Regions from separate parts of the Mus musculus genome. Here regions 1, 2, 3, 5 and 6 are each linked to region 4. A link is a loop called in an ENCODE intact Hi-C map of the cell type or tissue named here. Cell type or tissue: heart. All regions are shown on one strand.

The links. A loop is a pair of places that touch in the nucleus more often than their neighbours do. Peaks named below come from ENCODE experiments on the same cell type or tissue, not always from the same donor. Only the 100,000 strongest peaks of a DNase experiment are listed, where the experiment ranks them.
Region 1: it touches region 4 in a loop (6-fold over the local background); 7 of 42 quality-filtered maps call a loop at or near these places.
Region 2: a loop joins it to region 4, with 5 times the contacts of the local background. A loop is called at or near these places in 3 of 42 quality-filtered maps.
Region 3: it touches region 4 in a loop (4-fold over the local background); 8 of 42 quality-filtered maps call a loop at or near these places.
Region 5: it touches region 4 in a loop (4-fold over the local background); 8 of 42 quality-filtered maps call a loop at or near these places.
Region 6: a loop joins it to region 4, with 4 times the contacts of the local background. A loop is called at or near these places in 13 of 42 quality-filtered maps.

What each region holds. Positions count from the first base shown.
Region 1 is chr1:41,150,504-41,154,503 of GRCm38, reverse strand. No RefSeq gene overlaps it. Among named protein-coding and RNA genes, the nearest start is that of 4930448I06Rik, 29 kb to the left of the region's middle. In heart, a CTCF peak has its summit at 1,761 (motif pointing left); no DNase peak of the experiment used is centred here.
Region 2 is chr1:40,796,014-40,800,013 of GRCm38, reverse strand. No RefSeq gene overlaps it. Among named protein-coding and RNA genes, the nearest start is that of Mfsd9, 7.4 kb to the right of the region's middle. In heart, a CTCF peak has its summit at 2,474 (motif pointing left); DNase peaks (open chromatin) are centred at 673 and 2,483.
Region 3 is chr1:41,272,924-41,276,923 of GRCm38, reverse strand. No RefSeq gene overlaps it. Among named protein-coding and RNA genes, the nearest start is that of 4930448I06Rik, 94 kb to the right of the region's middle. RefSeq lists an enhancer at 878-2,448. In heart, a CTCF peak has its summit at 2,182; no DNase peak of the experiment used is centred here; H3K4me3 peaks cover 1,143 bases.
Region 4 is chr1:42,713,237-42,717,236 of GRCm38, reverse strand. All of the region lies in intron 1 of Gm46091 (predicted gene, 46091), which reads right to left. Pantr2 (POU domain, class 3, transcription factor 3 adjacent noncoding transcript 2) reads left to right here and starts at 3,783. Exons shown (of 4, transcript NR_110495.1): 1 at 3,783-3,882. In heart, a CTCF peak has its summit at 2,490; a DNase peak (open chromatin) is centred at 2,776; H3K4me3 peaks cover 1,541 bases; H3K27ac peaks cover 481 bases; H3K27me3 peaks cover 3,432 bases.
Region 5 is chr1:41,262,519-41,266,518 of GRCm38, reverse strand. No RefSeq gene overlaps it. Among named protein-coding and RNA genes, the nearest start is that of 4930448I06Rik, 83 kb to the right of the region's middle. In heart, a CTCF peak has its summit at 2,125 (motif pointing left); no DNase peak of the experiment used is centred here.
Region 6 is chr1:40,877,309-40,881,308 of GRCm38, reverse strand. No RefSeq gene overlaps it. Among named protein-coding and RNA genes, the nearest start is that of Tmem182, 74 kb to the right of the region's middle. In heart, a CTCF peak has its summit at 2,065 (motif pointing left); no DNase peak of the experiment used is centred here.

The DNA.
Region 1 (4,000 bases), 1.6 Mb after region 4:
AAGGTCTAGCAGAGGCTGCCGAACTCTGTGCTTTCTACAGTTCTATTGGGGTGTTTCAGGCAGACCAGACACTGTCAGTGCAAGCTTAGACTGCCATGAAGCAAGCATTTTAAAGAGCACATGGCTGAGCCTGAAAAATGCAACTTCCTCTTTCCGTGGTGTTCTCTGCACTTGAATAATCCAGTCCTTAGTGCCGATGCAGATTGAAAAAGGAATTCAAATTTCCTTAACATTAACTTCTAGCAGCCAAAGATCAGTGTTAGGCTGGAAATTGTGTCTTACACATAAACTCCCGTGTTCCCACTGGCAATGAGTGGCCCCTAAAAATGTTAACTGTTTGTCCTAACTAATTAATTTATATGGCCATTAAATTGTAAACATTTTGATATTCAAGCATAAGATACCTTCCTGATTTTTTTAAAAATATCTTTTGGCAACTTAGATGATTCAGCCATCCTGACACCCTGATTAACTTTTGGTATAATGATGGCTTACTGCAAAACTTTATTTTATTTATTTATTTATTTATTTATTTATTTATTTATTTATTTATTTATTTGACTTTGCTGTATCTCACAGAGGGGGCGTTGGACTTCCATGACTGTAGCGAGGCAGTGATAGCATTGTTCTTGGAACTTTCCCAGCCGTGAGTGGAGAGTTGCTTTCCTCCATGAGAAAATCAAGTCTTTAAATGGGATCCGGGCAGGTGGAATAGCCCCTCTGTGGAGTAGGGTTACATGGGCGACTTAGATGAAATCTGCGAGGTATTCTTCCTCTGAAAGAAGCGAAGAGAATGGGGGAGCGAGAAAATGTGGATGAATGATTAAATGAACTTCAAGGGCATTTTCATCTGGGAGACAAGTGTGAAAGGAAGAATAATAAATGGCTCCCTGCCTTCCCAGAAAACGGTTGGTACTCATTGTCTGTTCTGGAAGGCATCGGGTAGCTCATGCCATCCACCAATGGGCATAGAAAAGTTTACATAAAAGAAAAGGGGTCAACTAAGTAGAGAAGGGAGGCTTAGCCAAAACAAACTGAAATGCTTCATTTCACTAAGGTTTGATTAATGGGATATTAGACACCTAAGACTGTTGAGACAAGAGCTAACTAGCCTTTAGCAAACTGTGCCGTGAATCACACTTCACACATTGAGATGTGATGTAATGAGATTCTCAGAAAGTACCTCAGTTAGAAACAACCCCTCACATTCGAACACGCACTTTCCAGCTCTTGCCAGTGGCTGGCACATTGTCACTAATAAAGCTGAAAAGAAAACTCTGTGCTTGGAAACTCTTCCTTCTCCCTCCTCTTTTCTCTGCTCGTCTCTTCTCTTCTCTTCTCTTCTCTTCTCTTCTCTTCTCTTCTCTTCTCTTCTCTCTCTCTCTCTCTCTCTCTCTCTCTCTCTCTCTCTCGCTAGGAACCACCAGCTGGTGTGAGAATAAAGGACAATATGTGTATTGGCAGTAGACAGTTCATAACCAGGATATACTGATTCTCTCAGCCTTAACAATCTAAAGTTTTGACGTAGAAATTATTCACATAAAACCACTTATGGTTCTCATTGAGGTCCATTTGATGTGGTTATGTGATGACTTTTAAAAGAAAACTCTGTATGTCCCTCCTCCTAAAAGATTAGCATGAATGTGAGGTTATCAGGGTTCATAATTGATCAATCTCCAGCACTGTAAATTTTTTGTTAAGGATTTTCCAGACATCCCTGGGCCATCTTAGCCAAGAGAGTAGTGAGTAAACCTACATCTCCACCTAGTGGTGCCTGAGAACATTTAATTACTTCTACAGTGAAAAAGATTTAGTCTTTCTTGGCAGCCAGCATGAAAGCCCTGGGTTGCTGTGCTGTGGGAGCACAATATTTAAAGATAACATTTTAATCCTAGAATATTCTTATTCTAGTTACACCACCTCCATTTTTCTACTCCTCCGCCCTAAAAGCTGACATTATTAGATTGCAAAGTAGCCCCAAAAATTCCTCCCACTCCATTTTTCTATCTTGCACTGTGCTCAAAGACTTTGACCAGAAACTCTTTTGAGTAGCTCAGGATCATCTTTGGGGATTCAACCACCCTCCTCTGCATATAATTTTTGCCAGCTCCGTACTTGGCATAAGATTCAATTGCTAGAGAGGCCAAATGAATTTCACTATAATGAACTAAGCTAGACATTTTTGGTCAACCAGAAAAAATACTCATGATGCGCCCCCCTCACCTTCCCGGTTAATGAAGGCACCCACTTCACTTCATGTTTGCCCTAATCCCATGTCACGCCAGAGAAAAGGCACCAAAGCTCCTTGTCACCTAGCAGAGAGGCGTAGCTCCTAGCATGTCACTTCCCCATTAGAACTCGATGCTGCACCAAAGCCCATGCTAAGAAATCTTGTATTTATATGATCTTAACAATAAGTAAATGATTAAGACTATTTTGCTTCTTTAATACTGAAAAGACATTTGGATCTGGGCACAGTTAAAAGGAAATTGTTTGGTTTTGCTTTTCATTTAATTTGCTCCTTGGACATGCTATTTCAGCCAGTTCTCCTTGGATGTTTCCCATCGGCAGCTTCATCCCTAGTACCACCTATGCTATGTGAAGGTGTAAGAACCAGGAATCAGCTGTAATATGTCTCAGAAAAAAATTAAAGGGAACTAAGAGAGTTGCTGCTTGCTAATCCCTGTAATTAAGCGCTACTTGTAGGAGGGCATGTTACTCTCTGATTGAAGCTGTTACCACTGTATTGGACCCAAAAATGTTGAATAATCCTACCCTACCATGATTAATTTTAGTACCTATTAATTAACACCCATTAACTTATAAAGAAGGCAAAAAGAAATAAATGTATTAATTGTCAGTTTGCTTTCTCTCCAGCCTATCTTTTCTCAGACCTAGTATTCTGCCATGAGATCCCTTAAATTGCAGCAAAATCCCATATGTAAAGAAGTGAACAGAAAGAGTCCAATGGAGAGAGATTTGTGGCATTTTTAAGTTGTTTTCTGTATTTATAGCACAAGGGACAGAATTCATTAAGTCAGACATTTAAAGTCATCAACCATAGTCATCTGTATTGGCACTATCAGAGACCAGTCACACACTGTCCTTTCCTTTTAGTTCTCCAATTGCTTCCAAAATACTGCCGTGATCAAGGACAGAAGAAATCCAACTTGTTTTGACTATTAATAGATTCTCAATATTATGCCTTTGATGTTAAAGAACCATGATTTGTCATCTTTGCCAAATTCATATGCCATTCCATGGACACAGTCAACCCAAGCTCATTCCTAAATATCTTTAACTTTCCCCAAATTTTAGGGTGAGGAAAAAGTGAACTGAACACAAACTAATCAAATCCAAGGGCTCCTCGACACTAAGTTCCACAACGCCAAGCTTCCCAACACCATGTTCCCCAGAACTTCATTACAGAATGAAAGTACAAAAACATAGAGCAATTATAAAACAAAACCAAACAACCAAACAACTCCCCCCCCCCAAATTCCAACACTAAAACAACCAAATAACAAAAAATTCACAATAAGGAAGAGTGGTTTAGGCATTTTTTAAAAGTATTTTTGCTTCTGTTTCTCTGGTGTGTGATACAGGGCTTCTGTGAGTTCTCCCATGGGTGCACTGCAAAACAGATTGTCAAACTGCAGCCTCTCCTGAACTATGGTGAAGGCCTCCTTATGTTTGGTAGAGGTAGTCTCTTTGAAGTTAAAAAGAACCATGATTTGCCATCTTGGCCAAATTCATATGCCATTGCATGGAGAGAGTCAACCCAAGCTCATTCCTACATGGAGATGGAGAGATGAGACTGCTTTTATTACTCTATCATTAAATAGAGCATACATGAGCACTTATACACACACAAGCACACACACAAACACACACACACCCCCACACACACACTCACACACACTCCAAAACACCACATGGGGCTTGAGGGGCAGCTTATATTCTTTTAATCCAGTGGTTCTCACCCTTCCCAATGCTGCAA
Region 2 (4,000 bases), 1.9 Mb after region 4:
CTTAATCACCTCTTGACCTATGGTTGACTTTATTTAGTCCTGTTTACAATATTCAGAAAGGTCTTGAATTACATGTGTGTGCTAGAGCTAATGCATACCACAAGGCAAAATGGTGTTTTCCCGTAAATAATGCAATCTTGGGGTTCGTGGTGTGATCAAAGATCCTGCAATACTGGTCTTCTGATTCTTATACTCTTTCCACTCCCTTTTCTTCAGTGACCTCTTAGGAGAAGTTGAGCTACAGATGTACTGTTGAGTCTGTGCAATCCAATCATCAGCTGTTGTCTGTGTTTTAAGCAGTGATGGTTTTCTCTAATGGCCTCTGTTGCAAAAGAAGTTTCTTTGATGAGAGATACGCACTACACTTGCCTTTGAGCACAGGCATAAGTATTTAGAACACACTTAGGAATGATGCTGGTCTAGTAAAGAGGTGTAGTAGGCTCCCAGTCAGTGTCCCGTTCTTCATCAAACCCCCATGGAAGTACCCACGCAACTTAGTCATTGCAGAAGCTTCTGCTCTCACATAGCTTGGCTGCAATCCTCCCTTTCTTTCTCAGGATTTCCAGGTGGTGGCTTGCCCTGTGACACACTTCTCTGACACAGCGATGTGAGGCGGCCCATCTACACCGTGCCTGTTTCCTTCTTTTGTTTCGGGGATGAAAGCGGAACTTGCACACTCTTTACGTGTTAGAACAAAACCCAGAAGATCTCAGTAATGGCCATTCCTGATGGTCAGCTTAACGATATCTGGAATAAACTACAATCCAGAATTGGAAGGCTCACCCGTGATCCAGATCTTGAGGCTGGGAGATACAAGTTTCTGACCTGGATCTTGGCATGATGATCTTGAGGCATAGTGGCTATGAATCCCAGGAGACAGAGGCAAGGAGATCTCTGAGTTCAAGGTCAGCCTAAGACAAAAGGAGTCACAGATCCAGGCGTGGTGGTACACACTTAATCTGGGCCACACCTTCTGCTGGAGACCAACATAAGGACATTGAAAGAAGGAAGATTCTCTCTTCTTTGCCTGCTCGCATTTACTTGCCAGCACATCTGTTAGAATCTACTAGCCTTGTGGGACTTAGCAACTACTAGATCCTTGGACTTCCCATCCACAACTCCCCATTGTCGGGAAGTTAGACTAGACTGTAAGTCATCATAACAAATTCCCTTACTATATAGAGACTATCCTTAAGTTCTGTGACTCTAGAGAACCCTGGCTAATACAGCCTCTATTTTTTTTAATGAATGGAATATGTGTTTTTATTAAGCATAGAATATGTGTTTCTTTTGATCTGGCTTTTTACTCAGCCTATGTTAGCACATCTGTGCTGCCAAAGGATTCAGAGTTCATGATTTTTATTGTTGAAAGCACTTGATTTTATGAGTTCACCACCTTTGTTCAGCCATTTACTTGTTGATGGGTATTTGGGTTGCTTCCAGCACCGGCTTATTACACGCAAAGTTCGTATGGACATCCGAGGATACAAAGCCTTGTTTATGTGTGTGCTCCTGTGTCTCTGGAGCAAACGTATCGAGGTGTAGCAGCTGTAGCTAGTCATGTGGTAGGTGTATCTAACCTTAACCTTCTAAGACATTTCAAACTTCTTTCCCAACCTGGTTTGACCATCCTGCAGCCCCACCAGGACCACTTCATATACTCTGAAATTTAGATAAAAATTTTCAACTTCAATAAAACAAGCTGGCAATGTGGTAGGCTTTAAATAAGAATGGCTACTCTAGGTGCTGGAGGCATTGCTTGGCCATCAAGGGCTTGAGATGGCTTTATTTGGTTTCTAGCACTTCTGTCAGGAGGCTTTTGACTGCCTGTAATTCCAGCTCCAGGGAATCTGACACCCTTTTATGGCATCCACAGACACTCACACGCATATGCACATACACATACAGAGACACATAACTAAAAATAAAAATAAATCTTTAAAAAGTGATGAATGGCTGTTATAATATTCACTCTTCTGTCATGATAATTCTATATATATTTATTAACTTTTTAAAATTATTTCTTTTTGATATTTTCAGGGTTCAATGTACAGGTGTCTGTTGTGTCTCTTTAAATTGATCATATAACTAAAAACTAAGAAGTCCTGGTCTGGTAGTTTCTGCCTTCCTAACAACTGAGAAATAAAGGCAGAAGGATGACACGTTTATGGCCAGCCTGAGCTAGAGGAAAGCCTGTCTCAAAAATATATAAATAAAACAAAATCAATTAAACCCAGCCTATTTCAATTGCCAGTAGAAAAAAACGTGAAACCACAGGGTCAGAGACAAGAGGGTTCTCAATGGCACAGCCAGCAGCACGAATGTTCTTGCGTTGGACTGCTTCCTTGTGAAAGTCACTGAAGATTAAGGACCACAATAGGCCTTCTTTCTGGCTGCCAGACTTGTGAAGCAAGTGAGATAGATGCACATCAAATGAGTCCCCTGGCTTAAGCAGTTGCTCACAGCGCCATCTGTTGGTCACGTTTAACACCACAGCATTCTATAAAGGAGTGGATACCACAGCAGGACATGGAGGAATCTCATTGGACCCAAGGACAAAATTGATGACGTCTCTGCCTATCTCCTGCCTACAAAGCTGCCAAATGCATTCTCTAGTTACCTTTTTTTTTCTTTCTTTCTTGTTTTCCTTTCTTAATAGATGGTCTCACGTAGCGTAGGCTGTATTCATACTTGCTATGTATCTGAGAGTAACCTTGAATTCCTTCTAAGTGTGCTTCTAAACGTGTGCTAATTATACACAATAGTTGGTTTCATTCCGGCATTCCCTTTATGTGAACGTGTACTTTGGTCATATTCATTCCACAGTACTGTCTCTTGCTTCCCTCCCACGCCAATTGAGCCCGTTCCTCGATCCAACTATCTTTCCCCTTGTACTTGCGTGTCTTTTATAATCTCAACTCTTGATCCTCTTGTCTCTGTTCCAAATGCGGAGAAGGCAGGCATGCACTGCCACACCTGTATACACTTTTTAGTTATATACGATTCCGAGTTTGTACTTAACAGAGAAGGCTGATGGTTTCAGTGCCTCTTAGTTGTTGCCTTAGCCCTCAGCCCCTCGGGATGGTCCTTGGAGGCAGAGGGTAAGAAGGCACAGAATCAACGACACAGGTAATCGGGTGAGAAGCAGAGGGAAGCAGACTCCGTTATTGCAGAATCAGACTGTGCCTTTATATCCTCCACCCATGCCCCATTGCTCCAAGCTATCTCGTCCCTTATTGCTGGCACCACAATTTGATTGGCTGGCCAGGTCATGCGCTTTGTTGTCAGTCATTTGTCTCTGTGTGTGCCAGGCAGGTCTTAAGGGTCTAAAATGCAGTCGCAGCTGTTGCGCACGCGTGGGGCATTGTGGCCCATCTGTCAGGGTATACAGATTCGTTCCTCCTACACTTAGTGCCTGTGATTATACCTGAGACTCAGTCGGTCTCACGCAATTGTCTATGCCCTCATCACCAAACTAAGCCAAGCTCCAAACACTTGGGTATAAAATTATATTTGGGTGAAGACAGGAGGATAAGACTGTTGTCATCTATAAATATACATGCGTGTATAATAAACAAAATGGTAACATTAACAGTGGTCGCTTCTGTACCTGGCCACTAGGACATTGTCAATATCTGTAGTTTCTTTTCATATTTTGTATTTCACCTTGGCCCAAGTGCCCTGTGGCTGGCATTTTGCAGTTCATTGAGTGACACATGCATTTGTTCATGGAAGGTGTGACTCTTGGATTTTTCTACTACTTTCATTAAATTGGTATGTTTGTATGTGCTCGCACAAGTGCACATGTGTGTGTGTGTGTGTGTGCATGTTTCATGTGTGTGTGTGAGAGACACTTGTGCACATACACACATGGAAACCAGATGATAACCTAGGCTGCTGTTCCACCCTTGTCATCCTTTTCTATGATAGATTCTCCCTGGCCTGGAACTCACTATGGAGGCTAAGCTGGCTGACCAGAGAGCCCCAGGGATCTATCTGT
Region 3 (4,000 bases), 1.4 Mb after region 4:
CAGAAAAAAATTGCAGAGAAACCCTAAAGAGGTCTGAAATTGATTCAACATCCCAATACATATGATATCACCAAGGAGTTGCATAGAAAATGAGACAGCATGTAGCCTAAGGAGGAGGAGGTGGATATCTTCCACTTAAAGAACCCAACATTGTTGCAAATTGGGTTGGAATTCCCTGCTAAGTGCAACTTGCTTTTGGAGACCTGTGAGATCCGGACACTTGGACACTTGGCTTCCCTAGGAGCCAGGATCAACGCCCTCTGTCTGTCACTTTCTCTCTCGGTTGAAACCTTTGCTTCCCTTTCCATGAAACCATTATTTGACCTTACCAATGTGGCTATGGGAAGGAGTCCTTTTCTCAAATAGGAACTCTCACTAACAGAATCTCACTGAGTGCCTTGAATCCGCGTCAAAACACAGCCACCTGGCACTAACTCAAACTGAATGAGGGATGAGGACCCAACCTTGGTTTTTATTTTAATCAAAGACACCTGGTTCGGGAGGGTTATCATTTTTCCCCCAAATGATTCCGATATTTTTTTTCTCTCTGTCACATTTTTGATAAAGGACATTAGTTTCCTGCAAAATGCACTGTTTTCCTTTGTGCCCCCCCCCAACCCAGAAAGAGAAAAAAAAGAGAAAAAAAAGAAAGAAGAAAAAGAAAAGAAACAGTATGTATGCATGTGAGGGCTACAGCTTAAGTAATTCATTCACAGAGTATACAAACATTTATTGGTACAAAACCTGCAACATGAGGGTTGGTTTCTTTTCTTTTCTTTTTTTTTTTTTCTTTCTTTCTTTTTTTTTTTTTTTTTTTTTTTTTTTTTTTTTTTTTTTGTTAAAATTTAGCAGTGTTTTCTCAAATCTTCAAAGCTTGCCTTGATGGTGTGCTGGAGTAATTGAACCACTCCGGCTTTTTACATAGGGACATCTTATCTCTCTTTCATTTCCCAGGCTGTGGCTTCTTTTCCATTCCCATGAAATCCATGTACACACTTTAGAAGCCCTCCTGAACAAGCTTGCTTCTAAGTTTCACAGAGCCCTTAGCACGATTTGAATACGAAAGAGATACTGAATAAAAAGCTTTAATCTCTTGTCTGCGCTCCTGCTTTCTCGCCTCCCTTCATCTCCTCCTCTTCCAAGGGCTTTTCTATGTGAGTAAACTGAACATTTTTCTGTTTAAAGTGAAGTGTAACGTTGAAGAAGATGCCTTCTGGAGGTTGGGATGGGGGGGGGGGTGCCTCTCCTGCAAATCTCTTCTGTCAGATTGGAGCTGCACTTGTGAGCCAGCCACGGTGCCTTCTGTTAAAGCTTTACAGGTACAAGATTAGCAAAGAGCTCTCAGTGAACAAAAATCACTCAATCCGCAGAATATACAGGGAGGTATCAGATGTGCCCTCCACCTCAAATGCTGTGGGGCTCTCTCCTCTGATACCTCTTCCCCTCGGTGAGTTGGAACTGCTTGAAAGGATTTTCTGTTCTCTGGTCTCTTGTCAATTTGAATGCCAGGAAATGAGCCCCCTTTGTAAGATTAATTAATAGCAGGAGCGGATCGGCCGAGCCCAATCGCCACTCAACGGAGCTGTAATTGCTACTTTGTGGAAAGGAAAGGGAAAAAAAAGTTTGGGTTGCCGTTTAAGAAGAGGGTTTAAGGAAAGTTCTTTGAACTAGAGGTCTCAGTGCACTGGATTAAGGCAAGAAGCAAGGAGGCCTTTGAAGTTTGCTAAGAGGTTTTGAAGGGGGGAAAAGTTGGGTGGCAAAGGAGAGCTGGCAACATCAAACGCTCACTCTGCTGGCTCCTCACCTGCTTGCTAGCCAGAGGGACCTGCTGCAGCACTGCCTGGCCGGCTGCGGACCAAGGCAAGGATGCTTGACTGGGGGGCAGCTTGGGTCCCTTGCTCGGGACAGGAGCTCAACTGCTTGACTGTTCTTGACAGTACACTCACTAGGAAGAAGCAGACAGGAGGCAAAGGATAGCCAACTCTGATTCCTCCGGCTTTTCAATACCACTCTCCGTCCTAGGATCTTCAAAGCCACTTACAAAACTTCCTCTGCTTATCACTTAGCAATAAGGTATTGATAAGAAAGTCTGGAGTTCCTGCAAGGCGCGGATCTGCCCCCTGTCTGGAAATAGGAATTAGCTTATGCCATGCATTCATTCGCAGCAGGGACAATGTCGCCCCCAAGGGGGTGAAACTAATTCTTGGGTGGGTAGGCTGGGGATAGTAAAACACAGTCTTAGATATTGTGACCATGGTGATTCCCAGAGGAATAAATACCACACAGCCACATCAACAGATAGACTAGAGTAGGAATAATGGAAACCCAAAGAATACTGCCAGTTTCCTTAAGAGTTTCAATTAAAATAAAACATACTGAAGATCACCCATGAAGGCAGAGTCTGTAATAAAATGTAGCATGACTTTCACTTCACATGGGCCATGAGCTGGCCATAGGTTAACTCAGTACATGTACCTCATATTTGATTACATATATATATATTTTTTCTGGAGATTTTCATTGAGATCCCTGGTAGACTTTAATTCTCATCTCTACAAATTATCTATATACTCAGATTTTAAGACTGCTTTTGTCTTGGAAAAAAAACCCATCAGATTCATTTGTTTGGATATATTTGGCTACCTTATGAAATATTTTATGCTTTAAATTCAGAACTTCCAAAATAACCTACAAGATTAAAATGGCTGCTGGTAGAGTGCTTGCCTAGCATATGTGCGGCCTTGCATTCCATCTTCAATCCTGCAATTAAAATAAATAAACTAAACATATATAATATATAAATTAAAAGATATAAAATATAATGTGACCTGAAAGATTTGTTATATTAGCGCAGTTTATCCTACCCATTCAAACTCTGTTGTTTAACTTGTCTTATTTATTACCTTAAGTTTTCATTTCAAGCAAAAATTTAGGAGTTTTGTTTGTTTTGGTTTGTTTGATACCATCAAAGTAATCCAGCAAACAACAAACTAAGCAAGCTTCGGGGTTACTCTGGTGTTTATTAGCTAATTGGGTGGTTTTAAACATTTTATTAATTTAAATTCAAGGATTTGGCTTTCATTTTTAAGACTTCACTACCAAGTGAAGTTGCAATTCAACAAAACGTGTACATTTTTGGTGGCATACTTCAATAGTGAGAAAATACTGAGTTTTTGTTTGGAATACATAATAATGCTGACTTGTCCTCCATTATAGTAATAAGGAGTACTTAAAAGATGGAGAATCAATCCAGCTGGGGGTGAATAAGCAGGATCCTTTAATCCATGTCTGGAGCACGCTTGCCAGTTAGAGATTTTAGTTCTCTCCTGGATGCGAGAAACTTCGGGGATGCTCACCCTTAAACTTTTCCCACCCAGCAATATGTGGCACAGTAGAAGGAAGCCTTCTCTCTCCCAGTGAATTCAGTCCACTGTACTCTGGAACAGCACAGGGGCCCAATAGAGTATCCTTCTCAGCAAAAGAGACCTGTGACATTTCCAGACTCCCCTCTTCATTGACTCTATCCCCACATCAGACTGTGACAGCAGCATGGCCTAGCCCAGCTCTCAGCCCACAGCGAGCAATCAATAAACAGTGTTGACTGAACTATGACTGGAACACCCACCACTCCAGGCCTGGACTCAGAAGCCCTCATTCACGTAACCATCTGGGGGGACCTGCCATTTTGAAAGTTTTACAAACATTTTTCATACCATGAGTGTGTGAATGGAGTTAAGACGTTAGTATGAGTCCATCTCTCAAAGGCCCCAATCCTCAGCTCCTCTGAACTTGCCAGAACATGTCTCTTTCCCAGGAACGTTCACACCTGATGGCTCACTCTACTTACATGGAGGAGAGCAACTCCACTTTACCTAGAACAGGAAGTGTGTACACACAAAGATACATGCAATATAAAAGGCTTGGAATAATATATTTTTGGTACAATATTGCTTATCCCCAAGTCTACTAGCTGTCAAAAGCTGTATATAATTACACTCAT
Region 4 (4,000 bases):
ATACTTTATACCAGTTACATTGTCCACTATTTGAAAGGGACAGAAACTGGCAAGTGTTGAGGAGGCTACGGAGAAACAGGAATCTCTATGGACTGTAGATGAGAATGTGAAACAATGCAGCAGGGGCTGGAGAGATGGCTTAGAGGTTAAAAGCACTGACTGTTCTTCCAGATGTATTGAGTTCAATTCCCAGCAACCACATGGTGGCTCACAACCATCTGGAATGGGATCCAATGCCCTCTTCTGGTGTGTCTGAAGATAGCTACTATGTATTCATGTAAATAAAATAAGTCTTTTTTAAAAAACGATGCAGCAGTTATAGAACACACCAGGCAGCTTCCTCCTGTAGTTCTGAAGAGGATTGCTATAGTACACAGCAAATCTGTTTCTGAGTATAGACCCAAGAATTGAAAGCAGGAACTTGAGGTTTCTGCATACCTCTAAACATAGCATCACTATTTGCAGTACCCAAAAGTGGAAGATAAACCAGGAACTCATCAATAGATAGATATATAAGCAGGTTAAAAGAGAAGGAAACACTGGTACATGCTATAACATGGATGAAACTTGAAGATATCACATAAAGTCAAATGGATCAGAAAGAAAAAAATTAATGTTGTATGGTCCTACTAACATGAAGCTAAATTCATAGACCTTCCCAGAGGCTTGATGGAGGAGATATGGGAATTGCCACGTAACGGATATAGACTTTCACACTGGCAAGGTGAGGACTTCTGGAAATGGGTGTTGGTGAGGCTGCTCAGCAATGTCAGTGTGCCTCCTCCAACTGAACTACCACATGCACAGTCAACAGAGCAGAAGTGGTACATGTTGCTGTATGTCGCACACATCGTACCACCTTAATAACATTCACCACCTTTACACTTTCCACCGAGGAGGAGAACCGGATTTTCTAATGACCTTTGTACACTCTAGAAGGTGGGCAGAAAGCTTCAGTCCTGCCCAACTCTGCAGCTCAGACCCCAGCCCAGGACCAGCCACAGATTTGTGGCTGCCTGTAGGCATTTGTTCGTTTGTTTGTACTTGAGTTGTGGAGATAGGTAGGTCCCTGTGCTGTTAAACCTCAGGGGCCAGAGCAGCTATTAAAGCTGCAGGATGGTTTTGGACCTGGGAGTCACCTCTTCTCCCTTCTCTCCCTGATTGCTCATCTGCTCAAGTCTTTCTGCCACCCACCTACATGTTCTCCAGGATACTTTCCAGGCTATTCTGTCCTGATTAGGAGGGCCCCAGTTTGGACCTTCCAGGACACAGGACCCTTGACTTTCACATGGACTAGGAACCCTTGGGGGAGAGACTACTAGGGGCCCCTGCTGTATGGTATGTTCCCTCCAAGTTGAAACGTTTGTTTCAGGAGAGAAGGCAAGGCTCAAGACCATCAGGAGGTAAACAAAAGGTCATATGTAGGGAAACAAAAACCTGAAGGATTTGTGAGGTCTTCTTCTAACAATAAAGGTGGGGGGCGTAAGATGGGAAGTGTAAAGAGTTGGCAGGGCTGGTAGAGAGCGACTAGACAAACTTAGAAAGAGAAGTTCCCACTTGGAGATGACTGACAGCTACAGAGAAAGCTGCAATGGTTAGTTTTCAGATGTCTCATGTCAGGAGTGGGCTTCCTGTGGCATCACTGCTTTTTAGTCACCCCTGTGCCATCTAATTAACACCTAACCTATACTCCTATTAGTAACCCCATTATGTTTTTTTTTTTTTTCAAAAAAGAGACTCGTTGATTCACCAAATTAGACAGTGTGGCAATCATTACTTTGGTCTGTCCTGGGCTTCTGTCTTGCAGAGAGAGTACATAGGTACCTGTTGCATCTATCACATGCCTATCACATGACGCTACCTGAGCTACACCTCCTGGCTGGGGCAGTGTGGCTTGCCCAGGACATCCAAAGGCTATTCCTGACTAATACCACTTGTGAGACTCCACTAGACTGGCCCCTCCCAAGCCCCAGGGCAGCGCTTCAGTCCACACCTTTCTCCCTGGATAAAGGCTTCAGCTCTTCTAGACCCACTGCTAGGCTAAATCTCTAGATTGCACACTTTGAAGTGGTTGCTATTACCTTTATTCTTCTGCTTCCTTCTGTCTGCAAAAGCTTAGGCTCACGGGTTTTCATTTCAGAAAACCAGCGCACCTCATGCGAATTCATGAGACTTCCCATCTCAGGCCCAAAAGAAAACCATAAAGACTTTGAATGATACCAGAACCCTATTCAGGCAGGTGTGACACCAGGGAACCTGGCAAGCAGTCCTACCAGGAGTGGAAGAGAAGGTCCAAGAAGCAGCCTACAACTGCCCCAGGGCTCTGGAAAGGTGAGCCTGCGAGAGTGGTCAAGTCTGGAGTTCTAGGGGACGAGAGTTGTGAGAGTAAGAGAAGGGAAGTCAAGGCTTGAGAGTGTGGATAGAGTTGGGGAAAGGACTCTCCGGAGCCCAGCCTGGGCACCTCACAGGTCCTAACCTCCACCCACTTTCAACTTTTTGCTGTTCCCGTTAGATGGCGCTCAAGACTTTCTAACCATTTGTGAAAGTGCTCCTGGTCCGGAACAAAAAGAGCCTTATCGAGAGAGAGAGTGTGGAGTGGGCGTGAGCGGGGGGGGGGGGGGGGGGGCTGGGGGGGGGGATGTGGGGGTGAAAGCACACCAGGGCGCGGGCGTCGCCTGGCACCAGGAGGAGCGGTCACGGGTCAGCTGGCCCCGGGCGGGGGTGCATCCCAGGCAGGGCCTCCTCCGCAGCGGGCCCAGAACTTTCTCTGCTTCCTCTTCCTTTCCCATTCCGCTTTTCTCCTGGTCCCTGCTGAGCAGTTGGCAGATGGGTTTCGGCCTCCGGAAGGCCGAGGACTGCACATCTATGCAGGCCCTCCGTGCTCTGGAAGAAAGAGGCCTGGAATTGAGCAGTGGCGCTGGGGTTCAGACCAATTCTCCCCACGAGTACCCCCACAAGGGTTCTGAGTTCTCAAGCTCCAGCTCTGCACATCAGCCATGGGACAGGTGCAGGTTTTGTTTTAGGCTCTCAAAGTGATGTTTCTAAGTTCCCCGAGTGCATGTTTCAAGCAATACAGAGCAAACTTTCTGGTCCCCGGGCGGATGACGCCTGAATGAAGTCAAACCACCGTCCTTTTAAAACTATAAAATGAAAGAAACTAATGAAAGGCCCTGGAAACCCTGAAGCATTAGATGTGACCACTTATTTTTAAATAATTATGCGACGAGTGATCGGGGCTTCCAAAGCTTTCCAAATATCTCTTCTTTCGCAGTCTCTAGGAAGTGTCTTGACTGTAGGCGAGCGGGTACTCTGATCTTTCCCTTCCCTTCCCTTCCCTGTTCGCCCAAGTGTTCAGGAGCTGTGTGCCCGGTTACCCCTAGGACCGGAGGGAGCAGACACCTTCCTTTGTGAGTCCCCCTGGCTGGGAACTTTCCCGCGCGGCGGGTTCCCCTTTAAGAAAGTAGCGATTGCTATGAATATTTAATGCGGAGCTGGAGCCCGTCGGGCCGAGGGGAGACCCGGCCCGCGCTCTGCGGCCGGGGCGTAGCTCTAGCTCATCCCCCACCAGTTCAGCCACGGTAGGATGAGGAGGATGAGGGTTTGCGGGAGGAAAAGCTTTGGAGAGATGGGGTGCGGGACTATGGAACCCGCTTGAGTCCAGTAGGCCAGCGCGGGTCATTTCCATAAGAAAGCCGCAACCCAGCTGGAGGCTGCGGTTCTTCATGGCCTCCCTGCCCCCACCATCATTGGCAGCGTGTCGCGGGCTTCTCTGCAGCCTAGATCTAGGCGACTGGTGTGGATTGGTGTTGATGAGATGTGGCTTCCAGCGTTGCCCGACTCAGACCTGTTTCCAGTCTGGATGGAGCGGACCGACTGTGTGGGGTGAGTCCAGGGTGCGGCGGAGCCAGTAAGAGTTGAGGAGAGCGCGGGGAAGCTAGTCCGTAGTGGGCACCTCGGATTAGGAAGTCCTGAGAAGTACTCTGAAGCGGGGTGTGAAGAG
Region 5 (4,000 bases), 1.5 Mb after region 4:
CACTTGTGATTTAATTCAATCACTGTCGGTCATGAACTGGGCTCTGTGTTCTCCATCTGAGCTCAGCATGTAGACAACGTTCACACGGAATAATGTGCTTCATTTCTCCAATCGCTACCTTTTTGGTGTCTCTGCCAGGTGCAAGTAAATATAAACATAGCAGGGAGCGCTCTCGATCCAGACTAAATTAAATCCAGCAGCTTCTGAATACTGACCATGGGAATTCAACGACCCTTGTCGTACATGTGCTATTGCTGTTTATGTTCTTAAAAGAATTGATTGATTGATTGATTGATTGATTGATTGATTGATTGTGTGTCTATGAACACACATAAATCAATGCACTCTTTGCATGCCTAATTCTCAAGGAACCCAGAAAAGAACATCAGGCCCCTGAAACAAAAGATACAGGAGATTGTGAGCCACCATATGTGTACTGGGAACTGAACCGAGTCCTCTACAAGTTATGGAAAGCAAGCACTCATATCCATTGAGCCTGCTCTCCAGCCCCATTGGTCTATTTAGATGGTCTATAGCTTGGTTCTATAACCAAGCTCATTCCCAAAGGCTGGAGAATAGTTTTATCTGGCACCTCTTCATCAACTCCCTACAATTACCTCTAGGAGCTTAACAACCAATGGGATTGCTGCCTGCCACCCAGGTTCCCCATCTCTTGCTACTCTACTCCTACTATCTTGATATATTCCTAATTATATTTTAGTTCAATCGTGACGTGTGATATATCAATATCATAGAGCCCAAACTAAGCTGCATAGTTTATAGACCTGTTTTCTCTACCTTTCTTGCCTATTCTGATTCTTTGATTTGAACTTCTGATTTTCATTTCATTCATCGTTAGTCTCACTCTATTGCTAAATACACATAACTAACCACAATGGCCCAGTTTTCTTCTTGGTTTTTCAATGATTCAGTTAGTCAAAGAGTGGCAATCTAGTTCATGGCAAAGTGGTCACAGTGCCTTTCAGAGAGGCCTTAGACGTTGCAGAGCAAAGCAAAGCCACAAACATTAAACACATGTGTAGCTGGGAGGTCTGGAAAATAAGGCATCGGTGAGCTGAGTTGGCAGAAGAGGTAAGAACTGATTACACAGATTCCTGATCACAGCACTGGCCTCATAGAATAGGTAGTTCAAGGTATGTACTTCTAGTAAGGGCTGAAGAGGAAAGAAATTGTCACACTTGTGTCTCCTGGATAAAGAAAAATGCTTTTAGAGATGGTCCTCCAGGCAGCAATGTACAGGCTTTTGATTTCTTGACTTTACAGTGGTAGAGAGCACTATGCATTCAGTATAATCTAGACTTCAGATCTTTGAATTTGTATCATTTCCTAGGCTGGCAATATTTGTTGCAACCCTATCCTGAGATGTCAGGCAGTGTCTGTGAGCCACAGTTCCCCTTCAGTTATCTGATCACAGGTAGAAGCAACCCGAATTCTGAACAGTATCACTAAATTAAGCGAAGATGTTCAGAACATGGTTCGGATTACATGCATCTTCGGTTTGTATTACATGCATCTTCAGCTAATGGCACAATGCAAGTCTGTGTTATGTGACACCACCCCCCCAGCCCCCATTATAACCATTATAAGTTCTGGTGTATCCTTGCTTTCTCTGGGCTGGTAATGATAAAGTTCCAAGGACAACACTACACATTATCACCAAATGGTTTAATTGGAGGAAGTGTGTGATAAGTTTCCCCCAAAGACACCCTTGCAAGTGGAAACCTGGTGGTAATGGTTATGAGTAGACATGAAAGATACATTTTGTCAACACGAGTCCTCTCCCTCACTTCCCTTTTCTATGTACCATCTGTGTCAGTAGGAAACCACAGAGTCTTAGATTTGGGACAGTAGACATGTACATACATGCAGAGAAGCAGTGTTCAAGGGCAATGGCTCATTAAAGAATTTTTTTCTATAAACCTCCTGAGGGAGGCGGAAGTGAGACTGCTGACTCTTGGGAGGTGCTGGTAGGAGCCCATCCTGGAAAGGACAAAAGCCAGGCTTCAGAGAGATCTTGGACACTGGGAGAGCCTGCAGAGGCTCAAGCTCCAGCCAGGAACTCTGACCTTTTCCACGTCCCTCGACGTCTTTCTTGCGCCCTCTACTGACAATATTTAATATTGAGCCTCTTGGCAAGGAACAAAATAAGAGAAAGGCTCACATCCACTAGTTTACCATGTAAACTACAAGACCAAGTAGTCGCCCCAAAAGGCATGTTGGTCACAAAGTTCCGGTGACTCGTGCGCCGTGGATGTTGGAGACATGAGGATCACCTGGGCTTGCTGGCTGCCAGCTTAGTGCTGTCTCTGGGAAGAAATTGGAGCAAGATAGAGCGCAACAGTCAGCATCCTCCTGCGGCTTCTTTGTGCACACTGGTAACACACACACACACACACACACACACACACACACACACGCACACACACGCACGCACGCACACAGACACACACACGCACACAGACACAGACACAGACACACATGCACACACACACCCTACCATGTCACTAGATAATGACAGCTCATGGGTCCCACAGTTGCATGGTCCACTGTGGAGCGAAGCATCACCATAAAACATGCAACTGCTCCTATAGTTCTTGATGTACCTCCTTTACTATAAGAGGTGAGAACTGAGGCTTCTCATGCCTCCCCTCGGGTATCGTTTTCATGACAACACTCAGAATTCAGTCCTTGGGGCTACTTTTCTCTTGCTTTTCATCTGACTCCTCAACACTGAGAACAAGAGAGATCAGCTTCTCTCTTCTGTCCAGCAAGCCACGCCCTTGTCATCACATGGTCTCTCATTTTTGAGTTCCAACTATTGTATCATGATTCATTTGGTAGCTGCTATTAAAAACCACATCCAATGAACTGTTTATGCATCATTTATTGGAGTTATTCATAACAGGGTCATGTTCTTGAGAGCAGATATGAATATACAAGGGAGCCATGTGCTCTTCTTGTGACCATAACCAATAAATAAGGACTTCTGTTTTAGAAATCGACAAGTTACAATGATGGAGTTAGAAGTTTCAAATTAAATCCTGTCCTCCTCAGCCCACAGCATTGCATGCCATACCACAAGTAAACTATTAGATTTGATTTTTTTCTTATCAAATTAGCCACAGCGGTAATTGTTGGCTGCTATTTGCAGGAGAACAATGCTATGTGCACTGTCTGAAGTCAAATGATGCGGAGATGCTCATGGATATCTCTCTACTTCCGTACCATGTGTCTGCAGGGGTACATTCAGCTTCTTAGTTTTATTCCTAAGGCAACTGAACACCACACATCGTTATAGATGATTTATAAAATGACTGTTAGCTGACAAATCAGTAACAAAGATACCATGAAGAATCCTGCATGCTCTTCCCTGAGTCTCAAAAGCTATCTTTTATATGACCATAGAGCACTTACTAAAGCCTAATCATTAACATAGCTATAACACTATTGACTATGTTATAGACTTTCACATACCATTATTTCCTACTAATATTCTTTTGCTGCCATTGTGCTAGGAATTCAATCCATCTTCTACAGCCTTATGATCTTCTTCATGATGATGTAGACTTTCTTCAGATCTTGAAAGTCAAGGACCACGTCTCTGTCATCTTTTTATAACTTGAACGCACACAGTGGGTTTTGGCAATTGTTCATATTTTAATAACTTCTACTTTGTTGTTATTAAGTGTCGCAGAGAATCCCTGATAAATGGAGCCATGGAATATGCAAGCTTTATGTCTGTCTTCCTTCATTAAGCAAAATGCATTTAAAATGACATATTGTATTAAGGAACTTTGTTTCCTTTTTTTTTCTTTATTTTTACTTATTCACTTTACATCCTGCTCGCTGCCCACCTCCTGGTTACTCTTCCCATAATCCTCCCCTTCTCCTCAAATTGAGTGGTACCTACCCTGGGTATCCCCCCGACCCAGGTACTTCAAGTCTCTGTGAGGCTAGGTGTTTCTTCTCCCACTGAGGC
Region 6 (4,000 bases), 1.8 Mb after region 4:
TACATGGCCATTGCCACTTTGAAATACAGATCACTATCTTTTTTGTTGGCTAGGAAGGGTCTAGAGTGGTAGCTGTGGTCAGAGTATGTTGTTTAACTGTGTCAAAGTGTCCTAAAATCGTTACTTTGTACAAATGAATAACACCAACAACATCTTATAAGTAATTGTTCAGTTAGCTCCTGGCTGCCTTTTTAGACCTGGTAAGATGGAAAGACACCAACAGTTCAAATATAAGACAGATGCGGTGTGCGCAGAGCCCTGGGGCTCTGAACGGAAACTCTTGCTCAGTTACTTCGCTTTGCTATTTCATTTTTGAGACAGGTTCTTGTCCTGAGACTTTGGGTAACCTGTATTCACTATGTAGCCCAGGCTGAGCTCAAACTCCCAGTTGCTGGGATTATGGGCTTCTGCCACAACACCCAGCAGGTTTAAAATCCACATGTTATTGCTACATGACCCCTGTGCCTTTTGGGTTCATGGTCCTTTGTTTGGGGCCCAGCTCCCTAAAGCTTCAGTCTTTCTTCCCCATTTTAACAGTTCCACGGTGACATCTGCTGGAAACTAGAGCAGCTCAGATCCTGTCCCCTGCAGGACACTCCTGCTGCTGCAGATTATGCAGGGGACATGTGAGGTGGTCACCACAGTCCTTCCTTAGTTGGTCAGTGACAGGGCACATTGAAAGCTGAGTTCTCAGATGATAAGCACCCGGACTTTGGGTCCTTAGGGGCTGGGCACAGGCTCTACCCACATTCCAGACAGAAAGTCCTCAAAGGAAGCCCATGGTCCAGTGGCCAGGACTCTCAGGCTCTGAGCCCTGGTCTGCCTGCTGTAGTTAATTGTGTCCCCGGCACGGCCTTCCTGATACCCCGTTTGTTTCTCTGTGGATCTCCAGGATTCTTGGCTTAATAACAACCTAAAACGGAGAGGCCCCCAGCATGACCGAGAAGGCGACGACTTCTGCAGAAAGTGCCAAAATGTTTTAGAAATAAATGGCAGAAAACAAGAGTCTCACGGATTTTCACCAGGCAGCATAGTAATTTGTGTGATGTATTTTTAACTGTGGAGATTGATGGAGAAACCACTTAACTATAATGTGAACTGGAGATTGTCAGCTCTGCAGTTCATGCTGTGGCAAATAGAGAGGTGCGTGTGTGCACGTGCACACACACACACACACACACACACACGCACACACGAGCACATACACGCGCACACACACACATGTGCACACACGCGCACACACACACATGTGCACACACGCGCACACACACACATGCGCACACATGCACACACACACCAGTGAGAAATGTGTGTGGGCCAGTAAGAAGTGTGTATGTTTGTGTGTGGGGGCCAGTGAGAAGCATGTGTGTGTGTGAGTGTGCCAGTGAGAAGCATGTGTGTGTGTGTGTGTGTGTGTGTGTGTGTGTGTGTGTGCCCCAAATCAGCTCTTATTTGAGTCCTAACTCCCCATGTTTCCGGGAACTTTCTGTTGTTTAGAGCGATCTTGTTTCTGAGGGAAAGAATCTGGGCAGCCTATGAACTCTCTTAAGCCAGTGTCCCGCCACTTCTCCTTTTTCCTTCTTGGCTGTCTTGTTTTTTGTTTTAGCAGACATTCTGGTGTAGGGACAGCTTGAGACTCAGGATCTCTCCAAAACTGCACCTGAAAAACATTTATCAGACTCACTAATCCTGTGCTAACCTGAGTTCCTGCTCTACTTCTCCGAAGGGAGCCTTTGGAGAACCGGCGAGACTTTCCCAAGCCTGGATTGCTACATGGAGAGTCACATAGGAACAACTACCCTCTCAGTTCTCCTCAGGATGAAGCTGAGCTTTTAGTGCAGTCGGGAAAACAGACCCTAACAGCCCTGTAAACACTGAGGCATCCACCTTTCCGAAGCTTTCCAAGGATATAAATCTCTTTCTCTGGCCTCCTCTTCCTCACACTCCCTTCTGCCCTATTTCCTGTTCGGCCAGACCTCAATCATCTTTAGAAATGGGCTCAAAAGACTTGAAATGTCCCTGGTTTTCCAAAGGAATGATTTCCTCATGGGTACATCGCGCCGCCTTGTGGCAATTTTAAAAGTTGCAGCCCGAGTTTATAATTTTTAAAGCTATAGGTCCATAGCTTTCTTCTCATGGCTCATCAATAGCTACAAGGCTCGTCAATAGCTACAAGGCTCATCAATAGCTAGCTGTCACCGTGGACTGATACCAATCCCAGCGCCATGACTGATTTTCATCAAAATAAATTTGTTTTGACTTGTTCTGAGAGGCCAAAACCTACTCTATCTTGGAACTGGCCTCCATCTTAAAAGAAAAAGAAAAAGAAAAAGGAAAAAGAAAAAGAGCCTGAGAACTTGACCCCCAGATGAACCCAAGCTGCACCCAAGTACCAGGAAGGACTCCACATCTTGTTCTTGGCCAGAGTCACTCCCTAGCTACTTCCTAGCAACAGTTAATAAAAGATCAGTCTGATTGTTTCAGATGTACTATCAGACTGATTGTTCATGGTCTTGCTTTAGACCACCCACCTTATAATAGTCATGCTATTAAATACTTGCCAGGATGGACCCCACCTCCACCCCCTCACTTGCTCCCATTTCCCTATAAAACTTTGTCCTGATGAGAGCCCGTGGCTGCTTCATCAAACTATCCAGTGGGTCAGCAGTGTGTAAGCCCAAACTCAGGTTTCCAATAAGGAGACCCTAATGTGATTACATCGGAAAAGGCTCCTTGGTGGTCTTTTGGGTTCACGAAAGAAGTACTTCCTGGCACAACAGTTCCGGTTTGCAAGTTCCTTGTGGATCTTTCTTTGGCCCAGACACCTCTCTCTTCCTGGTTTGTTGCCAGAAAGGCATCAGCAAGTCTCCAGTGTCTTGTGCGTCTGTGTTGTGACTTCAGTCAGCTTCAGAAGTCCATGCTGAGATAAGCCTGCCCTTGCAATCTGTCAAGTAGGCTCACATAGCTCTCTAACGTGAGCAGCTATGCCCTCCTCCTAGGACAGGTTAGAGACTGGACGGAGTTCTCCTTGTAGTATTCACACCGAGGCCTGCCACTTCCTGTGTGAGTCATGTCTATACCTATGTTCTCATGGCTCTCCAATAAAAGAACCGTTGTGCAAATGAATTTTGGAAATGTATTACAGGTCCCCAGGAACAGTAAAAAAACGTCATAGACATTTAAGACAGCTTGATTTAATCATTCCACAATCCTTCCCACCGTGTCATATGTGTTTGTGTGTGTGTGTGTGTGTGTGTGTGTGTGTATGAAATCATTGCTTGTCAACTAAAGAGGGAAAAGATAACTTAACCGAAGCCTTCAGAACCAGGACCACATGAAGACACGACAGGTGGGGAGGTCAGTTCTGATCCAGATGACTCAACAGTGCGAGTAGTTGTATTTTCTAGTCTTCCTGGCATTTAAGAGAACATCAGAAATCCATACTTCTGCTTAGAATGCTCCGAAGTCTCCTTAGATCCTGATCAGTCACTCGGGGAGGAGGGGAGAGGGCGTTCAGCACCCACTGCTCATTTACCGATAACCAAGATGTCTTTCAATATGTCACTGGAAAGAAGGAACTTTGGATCATCCAGAAAATAGAATACTATTCATGGCTAGTGATAAGTTACAATCGGACCACGAAAGATTCAGAAAGAAAACTTACATAACAAATCCAAGTCGTTATTTTGATGCTTTGCCACCAAAAGGCAGAAAAGGAGGTGAAAGAATCAGGAAACCACTTTATGTTAAGTGAGATAAAGCAATCACCAAAGGACACAAACCACGTAAGATTCTGGGAAACATAAAGACGTTGCGATGGCAATGGCGATGATGATGATGATGGTGGTGATGGTGATGATGGTGGTGGCGGTGGTGGTGGTGATGGTGACCAGTGTGTAGCATTTCCATGAGGCTTTTCTCTGTGGTTTTCTTCGGCTTTTCTGTGCGTTGTTACAATTAGCGGGCATTTCCTACACCAGCCTCCAACACTGCTGTGTGC